2 separate regions of the Homo sapiens genome follow, and region 2 is linked to region 1. The links are chromatin contacts, found by Hi-C or POLR2A ChIA-PET in ENCODE. All regions are on one chromosome and are shown on one strand. The core of a region is the stretch at or near the end of the contact, and the rest is flanking DNA. Distances in the headings are between cores, read along the strand shown.

What was found. A loop is a pair of places that touch in the nucleus more often than their neighbours do. ChIA-PET counts read pairs that join two places held with the same protein, here RNA polymerase II (POLR2A). Pooled maps may share reads with other maps.
Region 2: a loop to region 1 is called in a map of ascending aorta, with 6 times the contacts of the local background. The contact joins two enhancer-like sites. A Hi-C loop is called at or near these places in 21 of 168 maps with a recorded cell type or tissue (HepG2, Right ventricle myocardium inferior, aorta and 13 more), 7 of 37 single-sample maps with no recorded cell type and 26 of 50 pooled maps. POLR2A ChIA-PET finds 5 or more read pairs at or near these places in 4 of 52 experiments (K562, PC-3, WTC11 and 1 more).

Annotation. Positions count from the first base shown.
Region 1 is chr20:17,793,332-17,800,452 of GRCh38, forward strand. No RefSeq gene overlaps it. Among named protein-coding and RNA genes, the nearest start is that of BANF2, 97 kb to the left of the region's middle. Within about 2 kb of position 1,285, at least 6 of the 41 ENCODE cell types and tissues checked have a DNase peak (open chromatin) inside an H3K27ac peak, as active enhancers do; they include right lobe of liver and uterus, where a contact is called at or near this core.
Region 2 is chr20:17,893,802-17,901,720 of GRCh38, forward strand. No RefSeq gene overlaps it. Among named protein-coding and RNA genes, the nearest start is that of SNORD17, 65 kb to the right of the region's middle. RefSeq lists enhancers at 1,709-2,385, 2,040-2,179. Within about 2 kb of position 1,955, at least 26 of the 41 ENCODE cell types and tissues checked have a DNase peak (open chromatin) inside an H3K27ac peak, as active enhancers do; they include right lobe of liver and uterus, where a contact is called at or near this core.

The DNA of each region.
Region 1 (7,121 bases), core at 35-2,534:
GGATGTTGAGTAAATTAAAGATGTTGAGATGGGGAGATTTTCCTGGATTTCCCAGATGGGCCCAATGTAATCACAAGGGGCAGTGAGAGGGAGATGTGAGGACAGAAGCAAAGGTTGGAGGGATGTGCTTGCTGGGGCCACTAGCCAAGGAATGCAGGTGCCCTCTAGAAACTGGAAAAGGCAAGAAAAAGGATTCTCCCCTAGAGCCTCCAGAAGGAACCAGCCTTGCTGACACCCTGATTTTAGCCCAGGGAAGCCCATTTTGGACTTCTGACCTCCAGTACTGTAAGATAACTTTGTGTGAAGCCACTAATCTGTGATGGTTTGTTGGAGCAGCAACAGGAATTGAACACGCTGAGTGCTGGCGGAATGCTTCGTGGTCCTCCTGGATCAGAAGTGGGTGAGAGGCAGAGGCTGCAGAGTTCCAGGCCATCTCCCCATCGCCTCCCAGCCCCTAGAGAGCCGCCGTGGGTCTGTTTGTCATCCCTTCTGGGTTCTGCTGAGTGATGGGGCTCCCCATCCTGCCTCTGCTCAGCCTCAGTCTAGAATTGGCATCTCAGCCAAGGGGCATCCCCCAGCTCACATGACAGTCACTCGGCCTCTCTTGTTTGGGTGCCCTCCTTTCTGATATGCCGAATGAGGACCTGGGGCACTGGTACCTTTGGCTTACTCTTCATTGTCTGTGTAAGTAATAAACAGTCTGAATCTATTATAAAAGCCCCTGAATCAGGGCTTGGAGTTGCCCTGAATTGTATGCACCTGAGCTTGACAAAGTCCCAGTGCCTAATCCTGCAGGGAACCCTGGAGTGGGGGTGACAGCAAAGGAGCTGGGCCTTTGTCCACATGACCACCAGTTGTGGCCATGGGCTGCCCGGGAGCCCCAGTGCCCAAGGGCAGGTCCCTGAAGGTATCAGGGGTGAGCCATTCACAGCAAAGCACACAGACCTTGGAAAAGGACCTCAGTGGGCCTGGAAGTGGGAGAAGAGATGAGGGTGTACAGTTCATTACATTCACCAATAATTCATATAAGACGCTGCAGGATTCATTGCTGAGGCACTGGATTTTGACCCCACAGAGAGAAAATGGATATGGTAGCCCAGCATACATAGCTGTAGGGACATTTCCTAGACCCCAGCTTCTAGGGCAGCCATCAAGGGTGCAATTTAACATTCCTGCCAATGTCCAGGCAGGCAGCAGTGGTTGTCCACAGACCAGGAAAAGGCAATTGTTTTCTTCATGAAAAAAGGCCCCAAGCCAGCACTTTTCATGCCAAACTACTGGCGGAAGCCAGCGGGCAGCCAGCCATGCCAGGGTTCTTGGAGCACAGAACCAAACAAGGTGGCTCAGCCCCCAACTGGATGCCAGGATAGGTTGGCTGGAGGAGGTCTGTAAGTACCACCGTGGCCATTCAGTGACAGCACAAAAGGATGCCTTGGTCCTCTCCTCTGGGTGCCCTTTGACCTTTTCTTTGAGAACCCCGGCTCCCCACCCATCTGCCTCCCCCTACCTCTATCTCTGCCACAATGTCTTCATTCCTTGTATTTTCCTATTGGCTTTTCTCCTGCTCTTCTCCTGACTTAGGGATGCAGAAGGCCCACAGGCACTTGGAGCATTGCTCAGCCACACAGGCCCCTCAGAGACAAAGAGGAATTTCCCTCATGACCTGGAGGACAAGATGGAGGGAAGGAGGGAAATTTAATCACAAGGTGGCAAAACTTTTTCTATTAAGGACCTGAAAGAAAATATTTTAGACTTTACAGGCCATGTGGTCTCTATTACAACAACCCAATTCCACCATTGTAGCATGAAAGCAGCCATAGACAATGCATAAATGAATGGGCCTTTGAATGGCAGTGTTCTAATAAAACTTTATTTACACAAACAGGCAGAGGGCCAGCTTTGACCTTTGGGTGTAGTTTGCAGACCCCTGGTTTACATGTTCCCAGAATCCAACAAGTTAGAATTAAAGGAACTTTAGAGATCATCCAGGCCAGGGAGGGCAGACAGGTTTCAAACCCATCTGCCAACTCTGAGTGCTCAGTGATGATTCCCTGATTTGCTGTGTTGAGGATTCTGAGGCCAACATCTAGCTTGGAGGGAAAGTGCCATAATAGTACCCTATGCCGTGGGCAGGGAGAGAGGAGTGGCAGCACAAGTGCCCCAGATTAGCTGCTTGATTAACCAAACACTTTCATTTCACATACAAACAGCTGGATCCCAGAGAGGTTAAGCGATTTGCCCAAGGCCACAGAACTGGCCAGAGAGTTGCTTGTCAACCGGCTTCTTCATGTTACTCTGCAGCAAAATGGAAAGCTGCATTTATTCCATTGCCTCATCACCACACATCTAAGCCAAATAATTTTCATGGTCCCTGGAGAGCAAAGGGTCAGAAGCCAGGGCCCCAGCCAGTCCTCGATTTGTGAGAATTGATGTTTTGGGGGCTTTCACAACTATAAAAAAAAGTCGCATTTGTGATGTCTGAAAAATTAGGAGACTGGCTTCAGAGAGTACTGCCTGACAGATCCTGGTCATGGTCGGGCATGAAGTAGCCCCAGCATTAAGCTGTAGCTTCCCTTTTTCAGCAAGAAATGCTTTGCAAGCACCATGGTCACTATCTCATGAGCCCCATAAGGCTAATGCCAATCAAGCATCAAGCTCTGGTATTTCTCACCCATGTGTCTATTTCCTAAGATTCTCAACAGCTGTGACTATCAGATAATAACTGCCATGGTCTTTATTAATCTTGATTAATAAGCAACTGTAGTAACAACTCTGAAAACAGGATGCAGGTTGAGGTTTTGGAAGAAACTTTTAAAACCCTGGACTCTGTAAACTAGGTCATTTTTAAAAATCAGACTTTCTACTGTTAGAGTATGTCTGGTAGCAGAGCTTTGAAATTGCTTGGGCGTCAGTTACTTGGCTCTTAAATGGAGTAATGCTTACCTCATGGGCTGTTGCAACATTCAGTTAAATAACAGATGACAGCCAAAGCCCACATGCCCAGGTCCACTCTGGAGGTCACTTACAGCTGCTGTTGGCAGTCCAGGCCATGCCAAGGGCTCTTTCCAGCACCTGCATCTATCTCTTCGGGTGTTCTCTATGCCCCTGCCCCAGTACCTCCCACCCCAGAGTGTTCAGCTCACACTCAACACAGGCTAGAGAAACCAGGGCAAGACTGCTCCTAGGGGCAGCCTCCAAGCAAGGAGGACTGCTAGGAGGTAGTGAAAAGGACTCTTGTGTCCTTGCCTTTCTGTGTACAGTTTTGAGGGATAGTTTGGTTTGATAAAACTTTATACAGTGTCTTAGAAGGCCCACAGGGATACCTGAGCCCTATTTCCTTCTCTCACTAATACACCCCCTTCTTGATTTTCTTTCCTTCCCTGCCTCACTTCTTCCCTCCCAGTGCATCCTGGGGTCATCTCTCAAATAAATGGCCTAAGCTCAAGTCTTTGTGTCAGGGGCATCCTGAGATACATTTAATTGTAATTTTTATTTTTTAGAGATGGGGCCTCACTATGTTGCCCTGTCTGGTCTTGAACTCCTAGCCTCCAGTAATCTTCTTGCGTCAGCCTCTCAAGTTGCTGGGATCACAGGCATGTACCACTGCATCTAAATCAGAGATACATTTGGATTTAGGAAAGGGAGTGGCTGGAAAGGAAGCAAGAACATGCATGTGTCCCCCATCCCAACACCATGGAAGAGGATGAGAGGGTTAAAGCTGCCGGCAGCTACGGAGCATCCGATAATGCAATACAAGAACTATCCCTGTCAATGAGCAGGAAGCTGACAGGGCTAATAGCAGCCAAGCAACTTTCTTTCCAGGCTGCTTTTCTATTCCTCTTCTGCTGGTTCCTCTGGGGAGGTCCCATTCATGACACAGTTCTGGTGGGTTTGAAAATCACGACACCCAACTCCACCACATCAAACACTCTGAGGTTGATATGGGAGAGACCGTAAATGAAGCTTGTACACCTGGGTTATTCACTGGCAGGGTGGGGCTGCAAATGCCTGGCATTTTGTCTGCCACGTGAACAGAGCTTGCATGCAGAATGAAGGTAAATAGAGGTAAGATGAGATGAGAGAGAGAGCCCATATCATCAGAGCCACTGAATCCAGCTATGACTTTGGAATCTGGTGGTTACTAGAGTCAACACAAACACATTCCCTTTATGTTTATTTGAGTTGCATTTCTGTCACTTGCAACCAAAAGGGTCCTGACCAAAAAAAGACATTTCAGTTGTGCCTCCCTGGAATTATTTCTTTTCCTGAAAAAGCCACGCTGTTCGGCATAACTGCTTTCCTCCTGCACCACAAGGGATAAGAATTTAATCAATTACTTAACATGGAGAGATTGAAGTTTTACCCATCCAGGTTTCCATTCAGGGACCCATCCATCTGTTTCTTATTTAAAGGTCTTATCAAGCGTGTGTTTTAATTTGTGTTCCCTCAAAACAAACCCTGGTGCAAGGATTCAGTTATGAGAGTAGTGAGCTGCTCAGGCAGACTCTGCCTGGGACCTTCTCATCCACTCATCCTGTAGAGCTGTTCCAGATGAAATTTACTTAACTACAAAGAACAGGACGCCCAAGTAACACTGGCTGAAAAAAAATGAAAACACAATTCTTTCATAAAATAAGAAGGCTGTGGGAGGAGATTTTGCAGTAGCAGCCCAATGACAAGGGAAAGGACCCTGGGTTTTTCTGTTATTTCTCCACTGCCAACCTCAGTGTGTTGGTTTGTCAGCCTCTTGCTTATCACCTTCTGGTCACAAGATGGCTGCTGCAGCCCCCAACATCACAACCACATACAAGGTCAGGAAGCATAGTGGGGCAGGGGCATTACAGCAGACATTATTGGAGCTCATCGCCTATCCCTCCATTTTATTATTTCAGTAGGCTCCAGTCAATTCCAAACTGCCTTAACCTGAGGGCTTTTCCCTAAAACCTCAGAAAACTGCTCTGCCCATGGACATCAGGTCAGAAGTGCCCCCCAAAATTCATATTCCTCCAGAGAAAGTCCTAACCAATGATTGAGGGGGAGTAGCTATAAAAGTACCTTAGTTCCCTCATTGCTCCAAGGGATAACCACAAGGCATGTGACTTACACCTTTTCCAAAAATGTCCCTGCATGATTAAGCTTAGTTCTCCACAGTAAAACCTGCTCTATAATGCACGCTTTGTTAAATATTTTTCCTTCCCTGTCTCACTTCCCTACTCCCTTGCTAGTGTTTTCCTGGGATTATGTTCCCAGAAAACTACTTACCCTATAATTCTTGTTTCAGGGAATGCTTCGGTGAGGGTTTGGGGGTGGGGACAAAGTAAGACAGCTCTTCTTTTTATCAAGGAGGGAAAATCTTGCCAGAAATTCCCCAGTAGACTTCCTCTTGACCATACCTGAGTTACCTGCCCCACCCCTGCCTCCAGCTGCCCTGGAGGAGTTGAAACAGTGAGCATCTGCAAAGTGCAGCAGGGCAGTTACATCTTTGGAAGTTGAGCTCACTGCCCACTCCCCCACCCCCAAATCAGGGTTTAGTCAGCAAAGTGAGTGAAATGGGCAATGACTGTTGAGTGGGCAACTTATGGAATGCCAGGTTCTGTTCAATCATTTTAAATCAGTGACTGAGATAATAAGGTAAAGGTCATTCTTGGCAAGTATGCAGTAGACAGGAAACCGTGGAGAGTAAGTAGCAAGTGTGCTGAGCAACAGAATGAGGAGCCTCAATAAACTCTGCAGAGCAGTGGACTGAAGGATCCTGCTGCAGGCCGGTGGGAGTTAGTGTAACAGCCTGGAGCTAGGGCCCAAAAGGAAAACAAAAACAACAACACAAGCATAAGATGGACAAGCGAAGGCTTATCAAGAACACACTGATGGGCTGGGCGCAGTGGCTAGCGCCTGTAATCCCAGCACTTCAGAAAGCCAAGGCAGGCAGATTGCTTGAGGTCAAGAGTCTGAGACCAGCCTGGCCAACATGGTGAAACCCCATCTCTACTGAAAATACAAAAATTAGCCAAGCATGGTGGCAGGCACCTGTAATCCCAACTACTCATGACCCAAGATGGCGCCACTGCACTCCAACTTGGGCAAAAGAGCAAAACTCCTTCTCAAAACAAAACAAAACAACAACAACAAAAAACACTGACAAAGACATATGGGGTAGCTTCAAGTGTCAGCAATGTGGTGTGCCTGCTGACTTCCAGCAGCATCACAGGTGATGTGTACTAAATATCTGTGCCCCTCCAAATTCATATGTTGATTCCTAATCTCCAATGCAATGATACTTGGACGTAAGGCCTTTGGGAGGTCATTTGGGTTAGATTAGGTCATACCATTATAAAAAGAGGAGGAGACAAGAGATCTCTCTCTCCACCATGTGAGGACACAGCAAGAAGGTGGTCCCTCTGTAAACTAAGGGAGCCCTCAACCAAGTTGACTGGCAGCTTGATCTTGGACTTCCCATCCTCCAGAACCATGAAAAATAAATGTCTGTGGTTTAAGCCACCCAGTCCATGGCACAGAGTCCCAAATGAACTAAGACAATAGGTTAATCCCATGAAGGCTAGTGTGAAGGTGGAGGAAGGTGAAAGTTCCCTTGTCCTTATCCTGGATTGATCATGGCTGGGGCCCATCCAACTGTGGATGTCACTTGAAACAAGCAGTAGCCAAATGAAGTGGGCTCAGAAGAAAGTAGCTGGGATGGAGGCAGATCTGGAAGCCACAAGATAAGAGAAGAGGCATTTGATGCAGGGCTGAGGAAATGTGACATGATAAAGATAAAACTGGAAGAGAACAGTATAGCCATGCTCAAATATTTGCTGTTATCTGGAAGATACATAAATCTTTATACAACTCTAGAAATTCCCTAATAGTATGTCAATCAGTGTCCAGTTAGGGAAATAGGAACCTCTTAGATATCTCAAATAGAAGGAATTGAATGTAGGGAACTGTTTACAAAAGTATTGAGAGAGTTGGAAAGGTAAGGATACCCAAAGATTAGTAACTGTAGGAAGTCACAGTCAACCTTGGCACTAGAAGAGCAACAGGAAAAATAGAATACCCAGAGCCATCAGTCACTAGACTGCTGGAGCTGCCAGAGCAGGAACCCAGGGACTTGTATTCATTGC
Region 2 (7,919 bases), core at 705-3,204, 100 kb after region 1:
CTATACACTTATAAATGGTTCAGATGGTAAATTTTATGCTATGTGTTTTTTTTACTACAATTAAAAATAAAATTGTCTCATCAAGGAGCAAGCACCCTGGGGTTTTCATACAACTCCCATCCCTCGCCCACCAGCTGAGAATCACTCTTGAGGTGTTAACTCCCCACACTCCAAGGGCCATAGAGCATGCCCTGTAGAGAGATACAGGGAGCCACAGGCACACATGGAATGGTCTGAGGTCACCTCCCAGTGCCCGGGAGACATTGGGGCACTGACCACATCTGCCATATCATTTACCTTTGAGTCCTCTGTAAAACAGGAATGATAAATACCTACCTCGATAGACCAGTTGCAAAGGCTACTTTGAACATACGCAGACTTAGACTTAACACAGTGCCTGGCCCACAGTTAAAATGTTATAATCAGGCTGGGTGGTGTGATGGCTCCCACCTGTAATCCTAACACTTTGGGAGGCTGAGGTAGGAGAGTTGCTTGAGCCCAGGAGTTCGAGACCAGCCTGGTCAACATAGCAAGACCCCATCTCTACAAAACTTTTTAAAATTAGCTGGATGTTCATCTGAGATGTGAGGATCTGAAAAAAAAAATTAGTCTGATGGGCTGGCCCACGCCTATAGTCCCAGCTGCTTGGGAGGCTGAAGCAGGAGAATCCCTGGAACCCTGGAGGTTGAGGCTGCAGTGAGCTATGATGGTGCCACTGCATTCCAACCTGGGTGACAGAGTGAGATTCTGTCTCTAAATAAATAAATAATTTAAAAATTAGTGGGGTGGCTGGGTGCAGTGGCTAACACCTGTAATCCCAGCACTTTGGGAGGCCGAGACAGGCGGATCACCTGAGGTCGGGAGTTCAAAACCAGCCTGACCAACATGGAGAAACCCCGTCTTTACTAAAAATATAAAATTAGCCGGGAGTGGTGGCACATGCCTGTAATCCCAGCTACTCGGGAGGCCGAGAGGCAGGAGAATCGCTTGAACCTGGGAGGCAGAGGTTGCAGTAAGCTGAGATCCCGCCATTGCACTCCAGCCTGGGCAACAAGAGCGAAACTCCGTCTCAAAAAAAAAAAAAAAAAATTAGCAGGGCATGGTGGCACACACCTGTAGTCCCAGTTACTTGGGAAGCTGAAGTGGGAGGATCCCCTGAGCCCAGGAGTTCCAGGCTGCAGTGAGCTATGAACAAGCCACTGCACTCACTCCAGCCTGGGCAACACAGCAAGGCTGTCTCTTAAAACAAACAAAAAGACTATAATCATTGTACACATCTGCCTTGTCTATTGGCAGGAACAGCGCCAGGACGGCAGGGGAAGAGCTCCGTTTCCCTCCCTGCTCTGGCTCCCTTTAAAGGTGGCTGCCTCTCAGCCTCCTGGCCCACCCGGCCTTCAGGGCCACAGGCCTCAAGCCAGCTGGACACCTCACACCGGACAGCTCTGCCCTGGGAATCCTGGAACCCCCTGCTAGTAGGCGCCACGACCCAGGTCGAGGAATGCCCTCAGCACAGAGACTGTCCCCTGGGGCAGCTCGCCCTACTGCCTGATAAGGGCGGCTCCTTCGCGGCTCCCAGACTCTGGAGCCTGCGGGCTGGGCTGCAGCCAAACGCAGACACCCCTCTAATGCCGACAGCCTGGCCCCCTTACCCTGTAGCTCTCCGCCCTCAGGATGCATTCTTCCCCAGAAGCTCCCTGCCCACCCCCACCTGGAAGGCCTCCCTCGTCTGAATCAGGGCGCACACAGCTGAGTCTCCAGCGCGGACACCCCGTCACCCCAACACCCTTCTCCTCCCCCCGAACAACCGCTTACGATTTTTAGAAATCAGTAAAATACATGCCCAGCTCCAAACTTTTGGAAGCGCCTCAGAGTTTTGCAGAGCATAGCAGTGGTTCTGGGCTCCCCAGTGCACCCCAGACTTGGCTCCCTCCTGCCCAGCCCACAGCCGCGTCCCGAGAGTGAAGGGGAAGCACAGGCAGCCCTTTCCGCCGCCCCCGCTGGCATGACATCACCTTCCCCACGCCGAGAAGCTGAAGTCTTTCTCATTTTGTTTCATGCTCCAAGCGCAGCTTTAAAAACCTTTCCTGGAGGTGGGGAGGGAAAATACCCAAAATATTAGCCGTGGCTACAGCTGGGTGTAGGATGCAGGGAGTTACTGTTTCCTTCTTTATACGTTTGTATTTTCCACAATGACCACATTCTATTTTTTATTGTCAGGAAAACGAATGAGTGTTTTTTAAGTAAGCAATTTAGAAGCCTATTTGGTTGCCTTCAGCATTTTTCAGGGCCTCAGCTCGTTTCTGGAGCCAGCTTTTCAGCCGCTCTTCTCTCCGTTCTCTCGCTCTCTGAGTGGAGTTCTCTGCCTTCCACCCTTTGCTTCTGTCCTTTGAAAATGTGAGCGAAGCACAGTTGCTTGTGCAAACCACACCAGCCTCCTGAGATCCTCTCGATTTTCCTTCTCACTGGGAATATTTTTCATCAGAATTTATTCTCCCAAACTAAGAAAGGGACCTCATGTCCCCGCTCATCTGATGCACTGAGAACACAGCATCATTTTCCCAGTATTCTTGCCAAGAATACACAACCTGAGGCTTATCATGAGGAAACATCAGGCAGACCCAAACTGAAGGACATTCTACAAGAAAACTGCGTGGACTCTTCAAAAATGTCAAGGTCAGGAAAGACAAAGAAAGCCCAAGGAACTGTCGCCGATTGGAGGAGATTAGAGACAGGGCAACCAACTGCAGCACGTGATCTGGGATATTGTGTTGCTATAAAGGACATTACTGGGACAGTTGGTGACATCTAAATCTGAATACGGTCTGTAGATTAGCTAATTGTATTGAATCAGTGTTCGTTTCCTGACTTAGTCACTGCACTGTGGCTGTGTAGCAGAATGTCCTTTACTTTTTAGGAATTATACACTGAAGCTTTGGGAGATAGAGGGCATCACATCTGCAATTTACTCTCTTATGATTCAGAAAAATATATATATTTGTACACACAGACAGAGAAAACAGTAAGGCAAATGTGGCAAAAATGTTAATATTTGGGGAATCTTGATGAAGAGTTTAAAAAAAAATCCTTTTGTTCTGTTCTTAGAATTTTTCTGTAAGTCCCTTTGCTTCTGACCTCTGGGTTAATGCAGTTGACACAACAGCCTGACTCCTAGGCTGACTGCTGACTAATTCTTTGCTTGATGCTCTTGACCTTGGACTGTGTCCTCCCCCGATTTAGCCCCTGTAGAGACAGTGAGCAGGAAGACTAGTTTGGTGAATAATAAATCCGCTGTCACTGCCACCATCACCACCAACAGGGGCAGAGGGACTTTTGCTGAGCACTCACTATGTAAGTCAATGCTCCCATACCCTGAGTGATGTACACAGTACTTCACTCAGTCCTCACAGTAGTCTTCTGAGGTTGCCATTACAATCCCCAATCTACAGATAAAGAAACTGAGGCTCAGAGAGATGAACTCACTTACCTAACGTCACAGCAGCTATTAAGTGGCAAGGCCAGAATTGACCCACAAATCTCTAGAACCCCACAGTCTTACACTAATCTGCCCTGACACTGGTAAGGAGACTGACTGGCTGTACTCTGTTCTGATATTTTCTCTCCTGATTCTCCTTTGCTGAAATAATAGAAACAAAAATAATTGTACCAGCCATAAAAAAATGAAATCCTGTCATTTTCAACAACATGGATGAACTTGGAGGACATCATATTAAGTGAAATAAGCCAGACACAGAGAGACAAATACTGCATGATCTCACTCATATGTGGAATCTAAAAAAAAAAAAAAAAAAAATTGATCTCATAGAAGAAGAGTCAGAGAGTCCAACAGTGGTTACCAGAGCCTGGGAAGGGCAGGGGAGAGGGGAGGATGGGGAGAGGTCGGTCAACAGGTACAAATTACAATTAGATGGGAGGCATAAATTCTGGGGTTCTGTTACACAGTAGGGTGGCTATGGTTAACAGTAAGATATTGTATATTACAAAATAGCTAGAGGAGAGGCTTTTGAATGTTCTCACCACAAGGGAATGATAAATGCCTAAGGTGATTGACATGCTAACTACCCTAATTTGACCATTATACAATATATGTATTAAAATATCAAACTGCACCCCATACCTATGTACAATGATAATGTGTCAATTAAACTAATTAATTTTAAAAAATTATTATAAAGCTATGCTGCTCCATAGAGTGACCACATGTAGCTGTTTAAATTTAATAAGGCTGGGCATGATGGCTCATGCCTGTTATCCCAGCACTTTGGCAAATCAAAGCAGAGAATTGCCTGAGGCCATGTGTTCAAGACCAATCTGGGCAACACAGTGAGATCCATCCCTAGAAAAAATAATTTTAAAATGAGCTGGGTGTGGTGATGCTTGCCTATAGTCCTAGCTTGACTGGGAGTTTGAGGCTGCAGTGAGCTATGGCATGCCACTGCACTCCAGCCTGGGCAACCAAGCTGAGCTCTGTCTCTAAAAATTAATCAGTTAATTAATTAATTAATTAGAATTAAGTAAAATCTGAAATTCAGTTCCTCAGTCTCACTAGCCACATTTCAACTGCTGATTAGCTCCATGTGGCTTGTGGCTACAATTATTGGACAGAGCAGATTGTAAAACATTTCTAACACGGCAAAAAGTTCTATTGGACAATGCCGTTCCAAAAACTTTTACATGTGTTCATGAAGATACAAAAAATGAAAAATAAACAAAAAAAAATTTACATACCCTTCACTGACCAAGATAATTTTTTATTCAAAGTTAACTTATTTTTAAGATAAAACTTCAAACACAAAATTGACTTCAACACTGTTCTCACTTGTCACACAGAAACCAACTTTTCAGCCGCGGCAGCATCAGGTGTTAGGGAGAGACACCTCCTGGCAGCACATGGAATTACAACCTAGCACAATCAGACACTGGAACCAGCCAGGGACTGGGTTTCAGCAGCCATCGGTGGAATACCAGGAGATTCCCAAGAGTGGGAGAAAAATCCCATACCAAGAAACAATCATGGATAAGGCACCAGGAAGACATACTAGGTTACAAAAGCCCATCCAAGGCCAGGCGCAGTGGCTCACGCCTGTAATCCTAGCACTTTTGGAGGCCAAGGCGAGCAGATCACTTGAGGTCAGGAGTTCGAGACAAAAGCCCATCCACCACCAGACATAAATCTCCTGTGTCACATCCCTCAAGCCATGCATGGCTGCACAGAGATACATAATAATAAGTGTCGGTCATTTGAATAAATAAATGATTGATTGATTAATTCTGATTATTTCAGAACTCTACCATTAAGCATTTTATTGTCTTCTTTAACATTCTTTTTCAGTTGGACACATATTATGAAGGGAATGTAGAGCTGGGATTTACTGCTTCAAACAACTTAGCTGACACAGAAGTGTTCGATGATCAAGGAACGTCTGGACTTTAGCAAAATCATCAAGAACAAGAAAACATCAAGATGAGTTTCTGGTAAAGCATAAAAAGAAGTTCCTGGCTAGGCACGGTGGCTCACGCCTGTAATCTCAGAACTTTGAGAGACCAAGGAGGACAGATCACTTGAGTCCAGGAGTTTGAGACCAGCCTGACCAACATGGTGAAACCCCGTCTCTACTAAAAATACAAAAAGTAGCCAGGCATGGTGGTGTACATCTGTGATCTCAGCTACTCAAGAGGCTGAGGCACGAGAATCGCTTGAACCTGGGATGCAGAGGTTGCAGTGAGCTGAGATCATCCCACTGCACTCCAGCCTGGGCAACAGAGTGAGACTCTGTCACAAAAAAAAGAAAGAAAGAAAGATGTTCCCATTTTTTTTTCCTTTGGCCCAAGATGGTGGAAATGAAAGATGGCTTACTGGATTGGGAAATGGATTGGACCCTAAATCATTCTTTATCCACTCGTTCCACAGATACTGATTGGGCCTCTTGGTAGCCAGGCGGCGGGATGATGAGTAGTGCTGGAGGCCACTTAGCTGAGTTGTGCACACAAAATAACACAATGCACAAAAGGTTTATCTTCAGGAACTCATCCCGGGTAGAACAAGTGCTCAGCAGAGATCTGGGCTGGTGAAGGCAGCTTGCGGTCCCTGACTCTTCTGAGAACCTGGGGATCCAGGTTCAGGGAGACCAACGCTATTGGATACAAATCTTGAATTTAAAGAAATTGGGATGTAAATAATGATGCAATCCCCGAGGCTCATGGAGTACCCCAGTGACAGGAGAGGTTTTCCATGGGATTCAAGCAGGCTAATCAGCAAGACAATCTGGGCTGTCTCAGTGAGCCGTGGCCTGAGGCTACTTGTGGGCCACCTGTCCAGAATTGGAGGGGTCCCAGGGTCTGATGTAGCTTCAGAGAGATGGAATAGTAAAGAGGATCATGCATTGCAAAGTCCACAACAGCCCCCCAAAACAAGGACAGTCCCCTTATTTGATGAACTTTTGTTGGGTTCCTGTCTTGTGCCGAGCTGTGTGCTAGGTTCTGGGGAGACAGAGACCAATAAGCTTCAGAGACCTGAGAAGTAGGGTCCTTCTCTTCTTCATCACTTTCTTCACAAACCCACTTCAGTTTCCTCTTAACTCCTGGCATGAGTAAGGTGCTATTTCATAACCCTTTTATCTTTATTAAAGGTGTCAGGTATCCAATAGGAAAAAAAATGCACAAATGAATTTAAAAGGCATTCACACAAAAGGATATCAAAATGGCCAGTAAGTTCATAAAAAGATGCTCAACATCAGCCAGGCGCGGTGGCTCATGCCTGTAATTCCAGAACTTTGGGAGGTCGAGATGAGTGGATCCCTTGAGGTCAGGAGCTTGAGACCAGCCTGGCCAACATGGTGAAACCCTGTCTCTACTAAAAACACAAAAAATTAGCCAGATGTGGTAGCACATGCCTGTAATCTCAGGTACTTGGGAGACTGAGGCAGGAGAATCATTTGAACCCAGGAGGCGAAGGATGCAGTGAGCCGAGATTGCGCCAGCACACTCCAGCCTGGGCAACAGAGCGAGACTCCGTCTCAAAAAAAAAAAAAAGATGCTCAACCTCAATGGTTACAGGGAAATGCAAATTAGACCCACAATATGCTGTGACTATACACTCCCTAGAATGGCTAAAATTAAATTTCTGAAAATATCAAGCATTGGTGAGGATGTGGAGGAAGTGAACTCTTACATGCTGCTGGTGGAAGTATAAACCAGTACAAGCACTTTGGAGAACCATTTGGCAGTTTCTTCTAAAATTAAACATACACTCACCATGTGACCAAGCAGTTCCACTCCTGGGTATATACCCTGAAAGAAATGAGTGCGTACACACACCAAAAAACATGTACAAAAATACACATTGCTGCTAAATCGATAACAGCCAAAAACTAAATACAACTCAAATGCCCATCAATAGAAGAATAGATAAATACATTGTGGTGTACAGCACAGCAAGAAAAATGAATGGGTTGCTCTTACGTGAAATATGAATGAATCTCAAAAACACAATATTGATCACAAGATATCAAATAAGCCAGGCACAGTGTGGCTCACACCTGTAATCCCAGAACCTTGAGAGGCTGAGGCCAGAGGATCCCTTGAGTCTAGGAACTTAAGACCAGCCTGGGCAACATAGGGTGACCCCATCTCTACAAAAAAATTTTTTAAAAATTAGCTGGGTGTGGTAGTGTGCACCTGTAGTCCCAGTTCCTCGGGAGGCTGGAGCGGGGGCACCGCTTGAGCCCAGGAGTTCAAGGCTGCATTGAGCTATGGTCACACCACTGCACTCCAGCCTGAGTCACAGAGGACTAAGACCCCTTTTTAAAAAATAAAAATAAAAAATAAAAAAATAAAAGGCAAAACTTATCTACATATGATGAGAGAGGTCAGAATAGTGTCTACTTGTTTAGGGCAGTGGG